Regions from separate parts of the Homo sapiens genome. Here region 1 is linked to region 2. Evidence: read pairs that join two places in POLR2A ChIA-PET (ENCODE). Cell type or tissue: OCI-LY7. All regions are shown on one strand.

Region 1 (8,000 bases), 100 kb after region 2:
TCCTCTGGCACTAGGATGAGGTTGGAGATGCACATTTAGGCACTCTCAGACTCAGATTCCCACACAAACACCCATACACATACAGACACATCATCTGAAATTCTTCCCAGCCTCCTCCCTGCTCAGCCCACTGCCAACGGCTTGCTTAGAATCTTGCTGCAAATTCATAAAACACCTAAAACATGAATAAATGAGAAGTGACTGTGTATTCATTCATTCGCACATTCATGTATTCATATGTTCTATAAATATTGATTAGGCACCTACTATGTGCCAGGTACATTGCCAGATGGTGAGTGAATAGTGATAAATAAAACAGGAGCTTATAGCACATTAAAGGCCTTAAATCTGGAAAGGGTTTGGAGTGTATGAAGCAGGGAAATGATTATCTTCTTCAACAGTAATTGAGTTCTAGTCTCCGTACCTCATTTGTTGAGTGAGTCCTTGGTAAACAAATGACTGCCCAAATGAATTAGTGAGAAAAGACCAGAGTGACTGGAGCATGGTGCATGTGCAGGTGTTTAGGGAAAAGTGGAATAATATTAGGTTGGAAATAGGTGTGGATATCAGTACATGCTGGATCTAGTTTTTAAAAAATCAGACATTATATTCTGTGCATTGGGAAATAATTACATATTTTCAAGAAAGGAGTGATATGGTCAGAGAAAGTATCTCTGAAATCAGGGGGGATAAAGAAAGGGCTATCTGGGAAAATAGTAAAATGGAAAAATGTTTCTGAAAGAGAGAACAGAATGTGCAAAAGCTTTGAGTCCAGAATGGTATAATATGGCTGCGTGTGGTGAGTCATGCCTGCAATCCCAGCACTTTGGGAAGCCAAGGTGGGCAGACCACTTGAGGCCAGGAGTTCGAGACCAGCCTGGCCAACATGATGAAACCCCATCTCTACTAAAAATACAAAAATTAGCCAGGTGTGGTGGTCTGTGCCTATAATCCCAGCTATTCAGGAGGCTGAGGGATGAGAATTCCCTGAACTTGGGAGGCAGAGGTTGCAGTGAGCCGAGGTCACTGTACTTCAGCTTGGGCAACAGAGCAAAACTCCACCTCAAAAAAACAAAAATAAGAAAAAAAAAAATGGTATAATATGTTTGAGGAGCTGAAAGGCACTATGCTACTTTGCCTAATTATATGGACATAAAAGATAGTCTAGTGGAGAGACAATAATAGAGAAATATGACACAGAACAATAGATGCTACAGCAAGTGCAGTTGACAGAATCTATGGGAGTGTAGAGGAGGGATCTCTAACTTAGACTTGGGAGGCCAAGAGAAACTCCATAGAGAATGACATCAAGAACCTAATCTGGAAAAGCAAGCTGAGTTAGGAAAAAGGAAGGGGAAGGGAAATGGTAGGTAGAAATGAAAGACAGAGCAAGGATTTTTCAAATAGAAAGAATGTTTCAATAGAATTCTATACATTTGCACATTCAAAGGTATAGAGAAGTGAGAAAACATCTTACAATTCTGAGCAAAATCTTAATTACACCAAATAAATCAAATTTAATTTTAAAACTTTATAGAAATTTATGGTATACCAGATACACTGATATGCATCTAGCAATGATCTTTTGAAGCAGGTATCAGTGAGGCAACTTAGGTGAAGTTACATAGAATCCAACAGCTAGTAAGAGGTAGAGCTGAAATAGACTCAAGCAGTTTGACTCCAGAGTTCATTATCTCATTCCTGCTGTTAGATTGCCTCTCTGACTACATTAAAAAATAAATAAAAGGAGGAAGACCCAAAGAGATATAGATTAAAATATATATATTGCTATTTTCCTGTGTTTTTCTACTATTTCTGGAAATTGTCTAGTTCACATAATTAAAAACTCAAGCCAGACAAAAGAGAATAATCAGCTATATTAACAGTAAGCCAAAGACTTCTATTCTTCAGAAATTTACTTAAAGGCAAATCAGATATAAACCTAGGAAGTCCAGAAAAGTTAATAGGACTTAAGCCCACACCAAGAAAATAAGATATATGTATGATTACCTTTTTTTTGTAGTTAACCACTGACACTATGTAGGATCCTATAGAAAAAGAAAGGCATTCCTGTTTTTAATTTTTTGTTTCATGTAGTAAAAAATTTACTACCACAAAAGTAAAATCAACCACAATTAACAAGCAGTGAATGGAAGTTGAATATTTCAAGAAACAAAAGCACAATACTTTAGATTGGTTAAGTGGATTAAGAGCACCATTAGAGGACTGACATGAGAAATGTGATATTTTGAGGAAAAAATAATAAAATATGAAAAATACAATGAAAAATCATAAAACATAAAAAACATATATTAAACAAAAAAAATTAAACAAAAAAAACCATATATTAAATTACAATTTTTTTAAAAAAACAACAGCACCAAATAGGCATGTTTGGAAAAGTGTTAGAAGTATGTACACTTAAATGTGAATACTGGTAACATTTGTGTGATAGGTTATAGATGACTTTTAAAATTTTTAGTTTAGATCTTATCTACCTTTTAACATATGAATACGTTATTTTATACGTAGGAAGAAATTATAAAACATATCAAAGTCCTTTAGTCCTAAAAGTACATATGAAAGCTTTGCTAGCCTTAGTCAACATTATAATTATGCCCTCAATATTCATTCTCCTTTTCCCATTATTATCCTAATTCTCCTTTAAGTGCCACCCTCCCCCACTGCATGCATCTCTTTTGGGGGATGCTCTCCTGAGTTAGGGATGTGGCATGTACTGTAGTTCTAAGCCCAACAATGTGATCCTTCCCCCTGGTCAAGGTCACTGGCTTAAGGAGGGGCAAGTGACCCAAGTTAAACTAATGAGGCATGACAAGTAATTTGCTGGAGGAAGCTAGGAATAAATAATCCTTGCTCATGTGAGAAAAACCCAAAACAATCGTTTCTCTTGTTCCTATGTGGATGAGGAAGCACATAGCCCAGGCAGCCATTGGCAGCCATGTTTCAGCCGTGAGGAGACACCTGCCTTAGAATGAATAGAAATCCTGGAAGGCAGAGAGAGTTGGAAATAAGCTAGTTCTTTCATGGGTTAGTGGAATTGCTGATCAAACCCAACTGCAAGTGAGTGCCACCTGTGGGCTATCAACCCATAGGAAACCATACATCTTCTTTATTATTTACTCCAGTTTGAATTTTGTGTGTGCATGTTTGTTTTTCTGTTAATTGTAACCAAACACATCCTACTTCTTTCTTTCTATGCTATTTTCATCCTGGAAGGTTACTATCAGGTAATTAAAGATCTTTCTTCTAGCTTACTAAAAATTATTCAAAATCACAGGTTTTATTTTCCTTGACCTGGCTGGTGTATTCTAGAACTGTGCTGTCCAATACAGTAGCTATCAACCAGATGTGGCTATTTAAATTTAAAATAGTTTCTTGGTTGCACTTCTGACGTTTCAAATGCTTAATAGCTACATGTCAATAGTGGCTACCATATTAGCCAGCAGAAATAGAGAACATCTTCCACACTGCCGAAAGTTCTCTTGAATAGTGCTCTCTCTCTCTCTCATTCTCTCTATCCCCCCCCCCCCCCTCTCTCTGTGTGTGTGTGTGTGTATGTGTGTGTCTACGTTGGAGGGAGGGGAAGCATACAAAAGAGTAACATTAGATTGGGAAAGTTGTATTCTAACATCATCTATGCTAGTTAATTTACCACGTTCCCTTGAGTAAGCCTCTTCCCCTTTCTTAGGTCTTCATCTTTCTTCTAAAAGTAAGAGGCTAGACTAGGAGATTTTGGGGGTCTCTTCTAGGTCCAATATACTGAAATTTTAAGTGCTTTCTTTTGACTTTTAACATCTGTAGACTTTTTTTATTCTCCAGGGATCAGCTGTGAGCTCTACCATCAGATCATATTGGATATCAAATACTGAGAACCAGGGTAGAAAATTCAGGACAGTTTCCTTTTTTTTTCTTCTAGCAAAAAAATTCCAACACAAATTTAGTGGCAAGTAGGCATTGTTTAAACGGTGTACAGGCCAGTTTCCTTTACTTAGTGTCATTGCAATAGGCTAACACAGGACAAGGTGGTCACCCTTATTTCTTTCCTTTCTTTTTTTTTTTTTTGAGATCGAGTTTCTCATCACTCAGGCTGGAGTGCAATGGTGATCTCGGCTCACTGCAACCTCTGCCTCTGGGGTTCAAGCAATTCTCCTGTTTCAGCCTCCTGAGTAGTTGGAATTACAGGCACCTGCCACCATACCCAGATAATTTTCATATTTTTAGTAGAGACAGGGTTTCACCATGTTTTCCAGGCTTGTCTTGAACTCCTGACCTCAGGCCATCTGCCCGCCTCGGCCTCCCAAAGTGCTGGGATTCTAGGCGTGAGCCACCGTGCCTGGTCAAAGCTACTTATTTCTGTAAAGGCAGCTCATTATGCATGCCATCCTGATGGTGAATTAGTATTTTATTTTTGATTCATTTATTATTATTCATTTAGTCATTCAAGCATTTTATTGTCTACTATATGCCAGGCAGTATGTTAGACTCTGAAGATGCAGCAGTGACCAATATGCTTGTCCTCCTTGCCCTCATGGTGATTGTTATAAGGAGATAAAGCAGGCATTAAACAAATAATTCCAGAAATAGCTATTAACACTTGTATTTAAGATTCTAGAGGTGCTGTAACAAGGGATATAAGGGGACATAGCACAATGACCTGATCTTGTCTGGAGTACTAGAGAAGGCTTTGGGAAGAAAGTTTCTCCATCCTATTCAAGGATCCAAGATAAGAGCCTAGTAGAAGCCAAGAATTAGAACATTTGTAAGAGATGAGGCTAGAGAAGTAGGTGGGTCAGTTCATGCAGAGCCTTGTCAACCATGGACATAAGATTTGGACTTTATTTTAAATGCAGTGGGAAACTATTGAAAGGCTTTTAAGTAACAGGAGTGACATAATGATCATGTGTCTTAAATATGCTCCCTCAAGATGCAGAGTCGGGGAGACACAGGTGGGAGGTACATACTCCAAGACAAGTATACTTGCTATAGTTCAGGTAAAAGATGATGGTAGCCTGGATGAGGGTAGTTGAATGGAGAGGGAGAAAGTGGATGGATTTGAGGCATAAACAGGAAGTAGAATTAATAGGTGGTAGTGACTGATTGGATGCAGAAGTTTATGGGGAGGGACATGGCCAGAAGAGTCTTCATTTCTGGCTCAAACTATTGCGTTGTTGAATGGCCATTGGAATTGAGTAGCTTTGGGGGATCTGATATTAAATCAGCTATGGATTTGAAAGTTTTGTAAACCAAAAAAACATATTATTGTTTTTATTATTGCCAAAGCAAACATTTTCATGACCTTTATATGCTTCTGATATATGTTCATATCCTTGCAAAAAAAAGAGACTACTTTGTTGCTATAAAAATATACATGTATTGCTTTGGTTAGAGAAAAGGAGGTGAAGCTGGTGGGATTTCAACTTTCTCTCAGTCCTAAAAGGAGAATAAAGAATAAAGAAATGAGAAGCGTAAGAACAAAAGAAATGACCTTATTCTTTCTTTTTCTTCTGCCTGGAAGACAGACAAGATAAGCAATGAGGAATTATAGTTGATAAAGTAATTGTAGAGATAGGCTGCTGGAGGTGAAAAATGAGACTCCTACATGAAGGTTATCTTTTTTTCCAGCCTAAGAAAAATCTTGTCTCCCATTTTCTTTTTCTTACAGTTACTGAAAATTCTGCCTTACGGATCCAGATTCAAATTATAGTATAGAATATTGCCAGTTTGATAGAAAATGATTTAGCCTCTCTTTCCAACTGTGTGCATTCCTTGTTGCTACTAAGGATTTTTATTCTTTCTTAAGCAGTAGTTGGGTTTTATTTTGTTGTTGTTGTTTTTTTTTTTTTGGTTGCTGCTTTTGTTTGTTTGGTGTTTACCTTGTGAATGCTTTGTACTTTTAAGACATAGTTGTGATTACTGATGTGTATAATGCTCTCCTCATGGCCTAGTGCAGTGCATGGAACATAAAAATTCAATTAATAAGTGAATTACAAGATAAAGTTTTCATCAGTCAGTATAGACTAGATGATGCTGCAATAACAAATAACTCCTAAGTTGCAATTGCTTAAAAAAAACTATTTCTTATTCACTAGGTAGATCCATTAAAGATTGGTAGGGGAAGAGGAGGCCTCTGCTCAAGGACTCAGGCTGATAGTGCAACTTGTCCCTGCTTCAAAGGCAAGAAGAGATCTGAGGGTGTCACTTCAGCAATTAAATGCTCTATTGCTTGAGGAAATGACATCAGTTCTAATGACACCTCACTGGCTGAACCTTATGGCATACCCAACCCTAAAGGGATCAGGAAGTGCAATCCTACTATGGTCAGAAGGTGGAAAGGCTCAACTTCTCTGAAAAATGTGAGAGTAGTTTTGCTTTGAGTTGGGAGAATACACTAAATGGCCTCAAAGATCAATATATGTTGATTCTTACATTATTAGGACAAATGATCATTGGCTGCAATGCAATGGACTGCAAGGTATTTGGAAGAAAAAAATAGAACTATGCTAATATTCTTGCTTCATTACATGCATTTAGAATGATAGTTAAGGCGAGTCTTTATTCCAGTATTTTTTTCTTAATTGTCAGCAATGCCTATCTGAATGCCTTGAATGTAATCCATTAGGTGGTCGATTAAATTGAATTATGGAAGTAACTATCTTGACCCTTATTTTAATCTCTAGAAATGAAAAACATAATGGTTACAGGTTTTCAAAATAGTAGCCTTTATTAGCAAAGGTGAACTTCCTTTTAATTTTAATTCATTAGCATAGCAAAACCACAACCAACAACAATCACGGGGCAAAAGCCATCTTGTATACTTCTATATTTCAAATGCCTGGTGTAATATGTACCTCTAGAAAGAATGAATAATCATTTTTTGAGACTATCTTAATGTTAAAGAAATAAGAAAATATAATAGTTATTTTTTTGGATTTTTTTTCCATTAAATATTTTATCCCAGTGTTTAAGAATGTACTCTTGAGCCAAATCATTTGGGCTTGAAATCTGCTCTGTCTTTTACTACCACACAACCTTGTGCACGTTCTTTAATCTTCCTGTCTCCTCTCACATTCCCCATCTGTGAAACAGAGATAATAATAATACTTATCTTGTGGGGTTGGTAAAAAGAATTAAATTAGACTTTACAAGACATACTATAGAATGTGCTAGCATCTGGTGAAGGTTTGATAAACATTACCTGCTGCCACTGCTGTTATTATTTTTTTATCTTGATGCTGTACAGTCAGTGTAAACTTTCTGTACACACTCATGAACAATAATAATGAGGCACAGATGTGAAACATGCAACACCAACTAGAACTTTGACATTTTTAACTGTGAGATTAATATTTACTATTACTTAGAAATCTGTTTAGAGGTAAGATTTAGAGAACAGTTGTTATGTTACAAAGAGCTATTATGTGTGTTTTGTGCAATGTGAAAGACCAATTGGCAAGACTGACGAGTCTGAAGGATCCCTAACTCTCTCACTGTGTGTAACATGAGAAAACAGAATCACTTGCAAAGATGTGCAGCAGCATTGGACCTTCTTTATTGTGCCTCTGAAAGGCAAGAGAGTATTCTGGGGAATTTCAAAATGTTTCCAAGGAAGCAATATTATGAGAACTACCTTGATTTTGAAAACACCATAAAAGATTAGACAGTATCATCTATAACAGTGGGGATCTCATCAATCACGTTTTCTGCTTTGTTCCCAGGCACCTAACACATAGTAGGTGCTTTATAAGTGATTTGTGAAATAACTGAGGGTATTTCAGAGAATTATTACCAGCACAATCTATAAATGAAAACTAGGTCATCTTGTATTCATCATTGAAATTTAGGCAAAATTATACTATATTTCTGAAGAAGAAAGGGTTCAAACCGTAGTAAGAGGAAGAAGATGTTGAACTTCTGAGTGTTTTCCCTCCCCACCCCAGCATGTTATTTGAAGGAGAGGAAAAATTTTTTAAAAAAGAGCT
Region 2 (8,000 bases):
CCTGTTTAATGATTTCACTGGAAAAATTTCCCATTGCGTTTCAGGTTTTACCTATATGTCTCAGCCTCTAAGAATATTTCTTTTCACCCGAGGCTACAGACCCTCACCTGTAGTAAGTAAGTGCTTCTCTGTGTTCCCGTTGAGCACTTTGGTATTTAGCCCCATTATAGTAATTTGCATACTCTTATATACTTGCATCTTTACTTATAAGTCTCCCTTTCACTTACCTGTGAGCTCCTTAGGGTCAGAGTCTTTCCCAGTCATATCCCATGTGCTTATCATAGTCCTTGACAGGTAGCAGGTGGTCAATAGTAAAATACAGGAATACACAAACAAAAAAAGATAGTGGAATTAATGAGCAATTAGGAGCACTGAATTTCTACTCAAATTTCTGCCAAGAGCACACAGGGACAGAATACATCCATTTTATTTAGTGTTAGCGTGGAGATCACATCTTTCCCCCACAACTGGCCATTTTCTCAGTTGCAAGAGGTAGAATTAATTGTCATAGAGAAGCAGAAGGAAACCATGAGTGCTGATGGGATTGTTTGTCCTACTCATCTAGTTTGAGAAGGATGCAAATGCAGAAAATTTAGATGTTTATGGGACAACAGCCTCCGCCTTCTAAACAGTTCCTGGATACGTTTGGCATGACTTCTGTTGGAATGCATGAAGAAAGTAGGAATGACAACCACATAATTTTGCAAATCACAGTATTTCAAACAAAACACACCCTTTTGGCAATCTAGGATAACTACAAATTAAGGGAGCCAGTATCTCTCTTCTTTTAAAGTCTAGGATGGGGCTGGGTGCGGTGGTTCACACCTGTAACCCCAGCACTTTGGGAGGCCTAGGTGGGCAGATGACCGGAGGTCGGGAGTTCAAGACAAGCCTGGCCAAAATGGTGAAACCGCATCTTTACTAAAAATCCACAAATTAGCCGGTCACGGTGGCTGTCACCTGTAATCCCAGCTACTCGGCAGGCTGAGGCAGAGAATTGCTTGAACACGGGAGGCAGAGGTTGCAGTGAGCTGAGATCATGACACTCCACTCCAGCTTGGATGACAGAGTAAGACTCTGTCTCAAAAAAAATAAACAAACAAACAAATAAATAAAATCTAGGATGTTTTTATTTCCTGATAGCATCTAGTAGGTGCTGCATTTATTATGTAGGCACTTAATAAATGCTTATGAATTGGACTTATCTTGCTAGTGGCCTCCCTACCAATGCATGTGGGAAAGGAAAAAATGCCTTTGAAATTTCTTTCCTTTGTGGTCCACTTATTTATACAAACCTGCCATATGTTTATGCAAGCAATGTACTGGTGGCTGGTAGAAAGAATTTTAGAATAGGATAGAAAATATTTTTAGGCTTTGGTCTTGGGTTTGTCCCTAACTAGCCCAGTGGCCTCAGATAAGACACTTAATTTCTCTACTTTTTTAATGTCCTTACTTGCCAGAGAAGGATCATTTTAGCCCCCTTGTTAGCTTATATTTTTGATAGAAGGCGTTAAGGCAATGTGCTAGTGAGAATTTAACTTGTATGAAATACATAGTCACTTAGTAATTATCAAGAATAAAAAAATAAGTAAATGCAACAATAAGTATGAAGGAGCTTTAGTGATACAGAGCTACCCAGGAATATGAAGACTTCCAAAAGCCCAGAAACTTTCAAAGAAAATTATTTCAGAAGGATTTAGGCTTCTTCACACCTAGGCAAGAATCAGTTAATCTGATCATTTGAGGACAGGTCTATGTCAAAGTATTTCCTGTTGGAAAAGGACCATAGGCTGGATACATTTTGATAGGAGGAAAAACAGTAAGGACTTGCTATAGGAAGGAATGATTGGATATGGGTCCATGCATTGCCCCAGCTTGGGATCTGAGGCAACTTAACAATACGTGGTGATAGGGAGGGAGAGTAGAGGAAACTAAGCTGAAAATTCAGCCCTTTCTGCTACCGATGAGGTTTTCCTAATTCTGTTTTTCCTAAGAGAGAGAGAGAGAGAGAGAGAGTGTGTGTGTGTGTGTGTGTGTGTGTGTGTGTAGTTCTTTGCATTTGGCATCGGGGGTAGAATCAATGGTGTGCTAGTTCATGTTTAACAATCAATTCTTCAGAAAAAAAAAGGCAACCTTGATTTTCATGATATAAATACACTGCCATGGCTGATTTGAAGCTGTCAGTGCTTTAACAACAGGCTCATAAAATTTCTTAAAGTTTGACAGTCAGTTCTTTGAGCCAGTGTGAGCCAACTCCAGCAAAACACTGAATAGGTTAACTATGAAGTAATAAAAACTGATTATGGGAGACTTCAAAGAGTAAAGAGAACTGTCTAACAGATCCCCATATTCCCATTACCTAGCTTCAGTAATTGTCAAACCAAGTAAAATTCCTTTCTCTGTACCTTACCTGCTCCTTCCATCCCCAGCTGGATTATTTTGAAGCCTGTATCTCAATATGTGTCTCTAAAAGATAAGGACTCTTTAAAAATGTAATACAATTACTGTATCAAATATATTAACAACAATTCCTGAAAACCATAAGTATCTAGTCAGTGTTCAAATTTCTCTGAATCCATATATATGTATTATATTTATTTATTTATTTATTCCTTTGAGGAATGCACACTTGGTTTATTCAAATCAGGAGCCAAGCAAAGTCAATACACTGCCTTTAATTGATATATCTCTTAATTCTCTTTAAATCTGTAAGCTTCTTCTTCCCTTCCCCACCACTTTTATTTTCTTTGCAATTTGTTTGTTGGGAAAACAAGGTCACTTATCTTGTGGTTTTCACTGAAATTTGCTGATGGTACTTCCATGGTGTTAATGTGTTCTCCTGTCCCCTGTTTTTTTCTATATAGGGGTAATTAGATCTAAAGGCTCGATCCAATTTAGGTTCTCTCTCTCTCTCTCTGTTTCTTGTGTGTGTGTGTGTGTGTGTGTGTGTGGGGGGGGGGGGGGGTGTGTCTGCATGAACAAGGGTCCTTCATAGGGAAGCGTAAAACTTTCTTATTTCCTCATATTAGGAGACACATTGTGCCTGGTTGTTCATCTTTTAGTGATATCAAGATCGATCAGTGGGTTCAGTCTGAAACAGACTACACTCACATTGCCAAAAAAAAACTACCCAAAATCTGAGATAAATATTTTCTTTTTCAGTCTCGAAGATGCCTTTTAACCACAAACACATAAATCAATATATCCGTATAAACAGTTACTAAATCAACCCATCTATTTTATTCATGATCACTTCACATTTGAAAGCTCTTGCTGTATTTATTTATTTTTTTGAACTGAATTTGGGGCTTTGACTAGGAAGCCATAAATCTAGTTTTTGATGAAATACGACTTCACCACAATGCCAGATTGGAAAGAGTTCCCTGCCAATTTTTCTTCTTCACATTGCTTTGGTAAGTGGTGAGTATTCACATTCCCTCTGTTCAGGGCTAATGCACCGCTGATTTAGCTTCAACCTCCTCAAAAGTTTTTTCTTTAACTGTTAATTTTTGATGGACAATGTATTACCAGGGACAGTCACATCTGCCAGGTTGTGCAGGCAGGATTTGAAGCGTGCCTAAGGTGTGGGCAGATGAACAAGTTCTATCACCTGGAGTGTGGCGGTTTCCCTAACTCTCCCTAGCCACTAGTTAGGCCTTAATATGCTTAGAAGGTTGCTCGTCTAATATGAACTGTGTGAGACTTTGGCTGGAGGGTAGTTCTGTGTCCCAGTGATAAAAGAACACGTAAAACAACCCAGTGCCTGATCATTCTCCCTGGCTGTCAGTGAATCATGTCTAATGGCATCTCTATACAGTTTGCGCCAATTTGCTTGCAATGGCATCCTTTTCCGTGGGCTCGCTGCTCAGCAGGCCCTGAAGCAATCTATGAATAACTTCCCAACAGATGCTGTTTATGAATTGAAGCAAATGGCTTCCCTGTTTCTCTTTTTTCTCACTTCAATAATTTTCAGTTACATTACGATGAATATTTATAGTCCTGTAGCAGTGCATAAAAATGGAGAACAAGCAGACCTGGGCATTGTTTCATACGTGAGTGCTGTTCTAATGGGTTTTGGCTGACTGGTTTTAATAATGTTCAGTTGATGGACTGAAAGAGGATGCAAATCGTAGATCAGTCATTTTCATGCACTGTTTTAGCAGGATGGGCATTGATGGAGCGCTGGTTGCATCCCTCACGTGCCTGTGATGCCTTAACTCTCTAAGTCAACTCGTTCCTATGTGTCTGCCTCCTCTGTCTACTTCTTTTGAGTAATATCAACTAGTTGACTTCCGCAGAGACTCTGACACCAATGTAAGAGCTCATTAGGTTTATTTTACCACTCTCTACAGGTATTACCATTTGTGATTCAAACGACTAACTGTGTTAGAAGCTGCGGCCCAACCAACATAACATTCTGTGAAATGAAAATGTAAAATCATAAGGAATACGTTGGTTTTGATTTGCCAGCTTATTTTATAGAAAGATATTGAGCCACATTTTACTCTAAATGGCTTTTTCAAATGTTCCATATTTCCATGTTCTCTTAAATATTACAAAAATGAGAGGACTTACATCTAAACATCGCTCCTAAATTTGATTCCAAGAGAGCTACTCTAACTTCAGTGGCTTATGTTTCAAATAGCTGATATACCTTACTTGCATTTTCTATTTTACAATAATGAGTTAGTTAACTAGCCTATATTTTCCAAACCATTGACTGTGTCATATGGGCCCACATACAAATAATTGTCTGTTTGGCTATTTGCTTATAAATAAGAGTGTTGAAAATTGTATGTAAATATGTATATGCATGCACAGTAAATATATATTGAAGCCTCCCAAAATATTCAAATTGCCTCATTTTCCACTGTTGCATTATGAAATACTCACCAACTACTCAAATGGAACCATATTTATTATGCATGCAAACCCACAATATCTTTACCACCTATCATTTGTATGCTGTACACAGAAGGTTGTGCTGTAACACAACAGTAAAAAATAAAAACGGCAATTTGGAGAGAAGGATCTTTCTTGCTCTAACTGCAGCAGATGCAAAGAGTGGTTTCCTTTGAAAAGGGGAAGTATAACACAATCCTGAAATATTTGAAGCATTAACAAAAAGTTCAAGAATTTAATATTTGATATGCAAATATTATTGTTAAAGAAACTAATATGCAGCATAATGTCTCAGAATGCTTCAAAATCATGCCCCCAAAATACTAAACTAAGAAACTCTGAGAATATTTTCAGGCCTGGAGCAAAAGGTCTAAAAATAGACCAGGATTTGTACTTTTGCAGAACAATTCACCATAGCACTTTTCTATTTGTCTTAAATAATAGTAAAATATTGTAAATGTTACAAATGTAATAAACAGTATGGGAAGTTAATTGTTCCCCTCACTAGGAAAACTACCGTTAATAATGCTTTGTATATAACTTTAGATAGTAGTACGCATATGGAACATTTACACAGGAATATTTTTCTTCATGTGCCATATTTTCTCTTCCATAATGGAAAGTGTCTGGATCTTGTGTTCTTTTTGCACTTTTTATTTTTTTATTTTTTGAGACAGAGTTTTGCTCTTGTCACACAGGCTAGAGTGCAACGGCACAATCTTGGCTCACTGCAACTCTGCCTCCCAGGTTCAAGCGATTCTCCCGCCAGAGCCTCCCGAGTAGCTGGGATTACAGGTGCCCCCCACTACACAGGGTTACTTTTTGTATTTTTGGTAGAGATGTGGTTTCACCATGTTGGCCAGACTGGCCTCGAAGTCCTGACCTTAAGACCTCAAGTGAGCTACTCGCCTTGGTCTCCCAAAGTTCTGGGATTACGGGCGTGAGCCACCGCGACCAGCCGTCTTTTTGCACCTTGTTCTTGATCAACACTTCTCCTGATTTCTAAGTAGGCAAGCTTTTTTATTGTTTATTGTTTTGTTTTCTTTTATATTATTCCTTCACCCTAGAGTTACTTTGAGTTTCATTTTAAGTATGATTTTTAAAAAGCCATGGGGAAAATTGTCACTTGCTGATGGGTTTTTCTGTAGTGGCCACAGTATCAGGGAGTGAGTCCACTTCTCAATACAAGGGTGCTGCAAAAACATTATTTGGGTATGCAGAATTGTGTGTGAGATCTAGGCATCAGGAAGTAATTCTGTTATAATAAATAGGTGGATAAATAAGAGGATGAGGAGGGTACTAGATACAAACATAAGCCTAAGTTGGGGGCTAAGATAGTGCCCAGCAGAAAACTATCAGGAATACTACATCAGAACCATGCTTCAAGACAGGGGGTTTAGGTCACAGAGAAGATGTAGTTTGGCCTGTTGTTTGTTTACCTTGAAGCTAAAACTGCCTGAAAAATTAAGGAAGATAAATTGAGACTAGTTCAAAAATCAAGACAATTATCTCATATAAATTTCTTAAAAGCCCCTTTGTAAACAATTTCATTTCACAAATCAGGAAACAGGCCTAGAGTGTTCCAAGGTGACACTGTTCTGCTAGGCTTGAACCTAGGTCTATGTGACACAAATGGCCATACTCTTGACCGGCATGCTTCATCAGCCTGTCACATGAACCCCTTCGATGCTAAAGGTGGGAAGAGGCTACTGATAAAGCAAGCCACAGGTAGCATGCACCAGATTAATGAGATGTTCCTGATTCACCTAATCACATCAACTAATCTTCCAGCACTAAAACCAACCACTAACTTACCATAATAATTTTCACATGGTTTGATTCATGAGAACTTGAGAGGGGCCTAGGATTTATAATAAGCCCTGGCAGGAGATTCTAAACCATATGTGGAGAAATGGCGTGTTAGTCCATGTTACTTTTTTATTTGGTATAAATATAAATTCAAATGTTTTCAGAAAACATAAACTAAAAATTCTTTATTGGAAGAATCAGTTAGACTTTGTAAAACATTCATGCAAATTGGCAACTATAGATCCTCAATTATTTTAGATTACATGTAAACCTTAAATTATTTTACTCCCACAACCCAATAACTGAGGTTAGATGTAGTTAAAAATGATTGTTGCCCCCATCATCATAACAGCATGCATTGTTAAAAAGTATATTTTAAAGAGCACAGAAAGTAACTACTGACAATTTCTCATGGAAATTACTTTTTTTTGTCCCTGGACAAAGAGTTCAGGGCTAATCAAAAACCAATCAATATAAACTCTAATGTAAACCATAATTAAGGATGACAAATAGGTTCTTGTATGATGTTAAACAATGCATTTATAAAGATAACAATCCAAAGTAAAAATTTAAAAACCAAACCACCAAAGTATAGAGGATGCATGCTGGTGACTTTTTCTTTGTCACTCACTCCAAATCTTCATGTAACCATAAAGTTACCTGCAACTGAGTATAAATGCCTTAAGAGGTGCCAATACTTAGAGTGTGAGTCCTGTGATATTTTAAAAGGTATTTTAGGTTTTCATGTACCGATGATTCATTTTAGCCAACTCTTGATACTCAGTTGCTGTGTTTGATAAGGTCATTTGGTTCTGAGATTCTCCTATGGGATGGGCAGGGAGACCCCTGATGTGCATGGTTCTTAGAACTTGGAAGACTGGTAGATGTCTCTAATGCATTATCAAAAGGGCTGAAGTCAGCACCTGTAAGAATTCAAGCACAGCAAGAATGCAGATGCTGTCCATTTCAAAGCAAGCATTTATAGGAAAAAACCCAGGCAATAGAGTCTTGGAATAATTTTGGTAAACACATTTAACAGGAAGGCCTCATCTGAGAAGCAAACAGGACTGTCATGCTGTACACCCTTAGGGGGCACCAATTCCATTGTGCACCAACAAACATCGCACTGGAAAGTAATTATTCTCATAGTATACTATATGGAAAATGAATGTAAATTGCCAGTCTATTCCCATTTTATAGAGCTGTCATGAAGGTCAATTTGTTTGCAAAGAGGCTGAGCATTTGGGAGAAATGCATACATTTATTACACATTTGTATTAGGTAGTTTA

The links. Peaks named below come from ENCODE experiments on the same cell type or tissue, not always from the same donor. Only the 100,000 strongest peaks of a DNase experiment are listed, where the experiment ranks them.
Region 1: POLR2A ChIA-PET joins it to region 2 with 7 read pairs; 3 of 35 experiments call an interaction of 5 or more read pairs at or near these places.

Annotation. Positions count from the first base shown.
Region 1 is chr3:67,995,729-68,003,728 of GRCh38, forward strand. It overlaps a transcript of TAFA1 not described here. Among named protein-coding and RNA genes, the nearest start is that of TAFA1, 4.5 kb to the right of the region's middle. In OCI-LY7, no CTCF peak of the experiment used is centred here; no DNase peak of the experiment used is centred here.
Region 2 is chr3:67,894,088-67,902,087 of GRCh38, forward strand. All of the region lies in intron 6 of SUCLG2-DT (SUCLG2 divergent transcript), which reads left to right. Among named protein-coding and RNA genes, the nearest start is that of TAFA1, 110 kb to the right of the region's middle. In OCI-LY7, CTCF peaks have their summits at 4,975 and 7,802; DNase peaks (open chromatin) are centred at 4,044, 5,014 and 7,794; H3K4me3 peaks cover 2,367 bases; H3K27ac peaks cover 6,529 bases.